Linked DNA regions of Homo sapiens: region 2 is linked to region 1. Evidence: chromatin contacts called from ENCODE Hi-C or POLR2A ChIA-PET data. All regions are on one chromosome and are shown on one strand. Each heading gives the region's core, a stretch centred on a gene start or an enhancer-like site at or near the end of the contact. The rest is flanking DNA. Distances are from core to core; before and after follow the strand shown.

Evidence for each region. A loop is a pair of places that touch in the nucleus more often than their neighbours do. ChIA-PET counts read pairs that join two places held with the same protein, here RNA polymerase II (POLR2A).
Region 2: a map of PC-3 shows a loop between it and region 1 (4-fold over the local background). The contact joins two enhancer-like sites. A Hi-C loop is called at or near these places in 1 of 168 maps with a recorded cell type or tissue (PC-3). POLR2A ChIA-PET finds 5 or more read pairs at or near these places in 2 of 52 experiments (IMR-90 and activated CD4-positive, alpha-beta T cell).

What each region holds. Positions count from the first base shown.
Region 1 is chr5:53,358,877-53,361,486 of GRCh38, forward strand. No RefSeq gene overlaps it. Among named protein-coding and RNA genes, the nearest start is that of FST, 120 kb to the right of the region's middle. Within about 2 kb of position 1,300, at least 3 of the 41 ENCODE cell types and tissues checked have a DNase peak (open chromatin) inside an H3K27ac peak, as active enhancers do; they include PC-3, where a contact is called at or near this core.
Region 2 is chr5:53,600,428-53,603,037 of GRCh38, forward strand. The region is part of intron 1 of NDUFS4 (NADH:ubiquinone oxidoreductase subunit S4); the gene reads left to right. Among named protein-coding and RNA genes, the nearest start is that of NDUFS4, 41 kb to the left of the region's middle. Within about 2 kb of position 1,309, at least 5 of the 41 ENCODE cell types and tissues checked have a DNase peak (open chromatin) inside an H3K27ac peak, as active enhancers do; they include PC-3, where a contact is called at or near this core.

The sequences.
Region 1 (2,610 bases), core at 50-2,549:
CTGTTGTTGCAAAGTGCTAGTTGTTTTGAGTGGATGCAGAGTAGAAGGAAGCCAGGAAGCATAAGCAGAAAGCAAATACCAGAGTTAGAGGTCAGGGTCGAAGATAAAAGAACAGTCATTCCTACATGCCTAATAGGAATAAAACCAGGAGCTTTCAGTTTAGTAGCAGAATCATTGAAGGAACATGGTGTGAGGCAATGGTTTAGGTAGTGAAAAAGAATGGGTATATGGCAACTCAGCAAGAATAATCCAAGATGGAAGTCAAATGGCAATAAGTTGACCACAAAGGGGGTTTTAGCAGCTAAGCCCAGCCTCTCTGAGTTTTACCAGCTTCATTCTACTGTTATGAATAGTCACCTGAGTTTGCTACTATTTTGCCATATTGCTAGTTAGGAGGCTATGGCTAAGTTCTGAAATGTAGCTAAAAGTGGACATAGGGTGGTGGCTATGGGAATGCAAAAAATAAATAAATAAATAGAGTAATATGTCGAAACATAACCGACAAAAATCCCAGCAAGAAAGAAAGAAAGAATAACATCTGTTCAATGCATTCTCGTCCAAAACAAATCAGGGCAGCAGAAAACCAGGTGTAATCCCTTAACCAAATTTAATAACTTCTGTTTCCCTTTTCAGTTTTTTCTTTGTCTTATTTAACAAAATTGTGTATGCAAAGCTGATATTAGAATATTGGCTGCTAGCAAATGCTTTTATTCCTTCATTTGAGCATAAGAATGAAGTAAGTTTACAAGAAAAGAAAACAGCATTTGTGATTGTGATAAGTGGAACCTGAGTACTCATAAATTTTGTCATGAATTCACAAAATTGATACATTCTCTTGTGTTACAGACAATATGTATAAGATAATGAGCTGAATGATACCATGAAAAGATTAATCATGAAAAGCAACTAAATTTACAATATTAAAAAGTCATGCTTTGGTGTTTGTCTTCATTGCCTGGAATTGAGTACTTAAATCCGAAGAGGAAGACTGACTGAAATTTTTACAGAAGCCATGTGTCAAAGCAAAACAAAATAAACACTATGCTAACAAAAATACAATATCACCCTTCAGGGAGAAAAAGTGATTAAATCCCTCTTACATATTTCTTTACCCAACATGTGGCTCAAAACACAGATGATAAGTGCTCTGAGAATAAACTAATGTGAAACTATAGAAGAAAAATTCCAAATATTTTCCAGTTCTTCCTTTGGGAATGATTAGGAGCCATTGTGGTAAAGAGAGGTTGGATTCATCCCAGCACTGTATTGTGAAGAGCAGTGCAAAATCAGAGCCAAAATGGGGCAACAGGTGACCCCAAAGAGGTCAACAGCTTTTGTTTATCCAGGTATCTACGTAGCATAGATGATAAAACCAACAATGAATCTCTTTGTCCTGGAAACTAAACCGGAAATCTCAAAACTATGTTTTCAGTGTTTCTTGGCTTTCATTCTGTTAGAAATCCTGCCACATTTCAGTATTTTTATTCTTGACTTGAATGAAATCAGAAAGCAGAGAGGCACTTGAGAATTCTGTTTTTAAATAAAAGTAAATATTTCCATGTGAGTTTAGGTCTCTATTTCGTATTTTTGCGACCCAATTACAGAGATTAAATGTTCCACAGATGTCATATTTCTTCATGGCATGAGTTTATTGAACCAAGATCAGGTTAATTTTAATAGGAATGTTAATATGTGTCTGCAAGGTGTTTAATAAGCATTTCATAGTACACTTTTAAATGCTTGGTCAAGAATTGTGCAAACAGTAGTCTTTGGGTTTTACTTTTTATTTTTCATGGTGACTGCTGAGAACTTGGGTGTATTAACTTACCTATTTAGGCACCTGGGTCAAAGCTTACTCTAGCTTATTTCTCTTTATTTGGGTGCAAGCTATGTAGATGGCAACCCCAGATACTTCCGAACTGACTTTATCATTCAGCAAATGAATTATTCCATAGGAAGTTAAACCTTTTCTAAAACATAGTTCAAATCAAAAAGGCCTGACTAATTCTAAGAGACTAACTTTGGAATAGAGGATAGTCTGTCTTGAATTTATTTTCCTATGGATATCTTACTGGGTTACATATTTGTGGCTGGATCTGACTTCTAATAGTAACATCACCACTGAAGGATTATGAGTCACTCTGTCCCCTGGATCTACATTGCAGAAGAGTTGCTTGGCTGTTCCAACTGATGACTGAGGGAGGGTCTCTATCTGTCAAAGGGTAAAGGCAGGATGATTAAACACTGACACAGTCATCTACATGACCTTAAGCATATTTTAAAATTTTATCTGTTCTTGACTTTTTCTCTTCTGTGTTTCCTTATTGGTTAAAGCTTGCAGACTAATTTACTTACCAGAGTAGAATTTGCCATTTAAAACAGTGATCGCCATTGTGTCTTTGTTTCATGGTGGGATAAGTAAGGATTAATACTTCTATTATTATAATGTGACCTGTAGTGGCTAGAGAGGAACTAGCTGGCCATGGTGTCATTATTATTATACCACTTTTTATTTTTCCTTAATCTCTTTCACTGAAAATGGCAGAAACTCCTTAATTTTAAAATCAATCATCTGGACTCAGGAAAAGGCACAGAAGTGGTATTTGCCTG
Region 2 (2,610 bases), core at 59-2,558, 240 kb after region 1:
CCTCCTGAGTAGCTGGGACTACAGGCATGCCCCACCAAGCCCAGCTAATTTTTGTATTTTTAGTAGAGGTGGGGTTTTGTCATGTTGGCCAGACTGGTCTCGAACTCCTGACCTCAGGTGATCCACCCACCTCAGCTTCCTGAAGTGCTGGGATTACAGGCGTGAGCCACTGCGCCCAGCCCGGTAGGTATAATTTATTAAATGCTGTGTTCATAATTGACTGTGGACCTTCGTTGCTACCTTAACTGTCCAGAATTGGAGAAAAACTTTTCTCCACATCTGATATTTGAGTCCTTTAATAATTGTTTTCTGCTTAGAGGGTAGTTTCTTATCACATGATATAACTTACACAAGCACACGTTTTAATTTAGGCAAATTTTTCTGAAATAATTATTGTTTTACATAAAAATTAAAATCACTCTTTGCAATCTAACCTATCTTAAATTTTTTTACAAAAAATTTTTACTGTAACTTTATGGTAGGATTGTTTTACTTAACATTTTTGTCCTTTTTATTGTATTATCTTTTACATACAGCTTGATATAAATTTTTATCAGTGCGTTTGTTTATAATAAATTTTTTTTTTTTTTTTTTTGAGACGGAGTCTTGCTCTGTCGCCCAGGCTGGAGTGCAGTGGCGCGATCTCAGCTCACTGCAAGCTCCGCCTCCCAGGTTCACGCCATTCTCCTGCCTCAGCCTCCGAGTAGCTGCGACTACAGGGGCCCGCTGCTACGCCCGGCTAATTTTTTGTATTTTTAGTAGAGACGGGGTTTCACCGTGTTAGCCAGGATGGTATCCATCTCCTGACCTTGTGATCCGCCCGCCTCAGCCTCCCAAAGTGCTGGGATTATAGGCATGAGCCACCGCGCCCGGCTACACATGTTTACAAAAGATGTTATATAACTTTATTATTACAATTAGTTGGAGGTTAACCTAAAATTATTAAAATAAACCTATCCTTAAAGTAAATTATATATGGTTTTATAAATTAAGAACTTTACTTTGGATTACAACTAATATATACTAAGATTTTCTTAAACAATTAGGACATAATCGTTTTAAGTTAAATCCCCTTTGTAGTAAAAAATTGCACAAAATGGGTACAGAGTTTTAATCTACCTAATAATTTGCACTGTTTTCATCTAACAGGTCTCTTCATTTGAGAAAATATAGTGTAGCTTTTCACGGTTTTAGTTACCCACGGTCAGCTGTGGTCCAAAAATATGCAGTGGAAAATTCCCAAAACAAACAATTTATGAATTTAATATTTGCTCCATTCTGAGTAGTGTGATGAAATCTCATGCCGTCCAGCTCTGTCTCACCCAGGATGTGAATCATCCCTTTGTCTAGTGTATCCAGGTTGTATAGGATACCTGCGTTAGTCAGAACTTAGTAGCCATCTTGGTGATAAGATTGACCGTCTCAGTATTGCAGTGCTTGTGTTCAAGTAACCTTTATTTTACTTAATTGATCTGTTTTATTATTAGTTATTGTTAATTTATTACTGCCTAATTTGTAAAGTAAACTTTATCATAGGTGTGTATGTATTAGAAAAAACAGTGTATGTAGGGTTCAGTTCTATTAACAATTTTAGGCATCCACTGGGCGTCTTAAAATGTATCGTACAAGGATGAGGGGGAGCTACTTACTGCATTTAGAAAATGTGATAACATTTTCTGATATTTCAGATTCTCATGAGTTCACTTATCATTACCCAATGTTTTTCTTGTAATATGTGGATTTGTTTAAAAGTATTTAAATTTTTTAATTGCCATGTTACTGACCTTAATGATTTCCAAAATAAAATAGGTATTAAGAGTTGCTTAATTATACTTCTTTAATATAACAACCAGGACATGTATTTTAACTTTGTGTAAATCATCTAGAGTTATTTCCATGTTAGTACATTTTGTGTAGGTATATTTCTGAGTGGGGCATTTACAGTGATAAAGAATTACATAATACCTTAAATTTGGTAAATAATTGACAGATATTTTAAAGTATATTCATAAAGCAGTAAAACCTCTTGTATTATGTTATCTTTAAATTATAATTAAGAAGGTTTTCTATATGGCTGTGTACACATTATCAAAATTGAACTTTTAGCACAAAAAGTTCAACTATTTGTATCAGTTATTTTTGTCAATTATTGGTTATTATGTTGCATTAAAACTATGGTAGTGAATATATTGTATTAAAAAAAAGAAAGGACCAAATGCCATATATTTGGGGTGGAAATTTGAGCCACAGTTGTGTATACTTACTTTTGCAATAGAAATCTATGTCAGATAGCCTAATAGTTTGGAAAACTCTTAAGATGCTAAAATGTCACAGCACAGTCAGGGATATGTATGACATTCAGTAGTATAAACAACAAAGTGTACATGAAACGTCCGTTAACGTTAAGTAATTGGAGTGAGAGTAGGAAAATGCTAATATAAAGGGGCTAGATTCTCTGCCCATTTTACGTCTAACTTAATATTTTCATTTTAACTAATTTTATTTCTCCCATTTTGTGAATGGGCTACAGGACTAAACTAATAACATTAGTTATACAAATCATTCCTATGTAAAATACTTTTGGTGTGAAATTAGAGTGAATAAACTTTT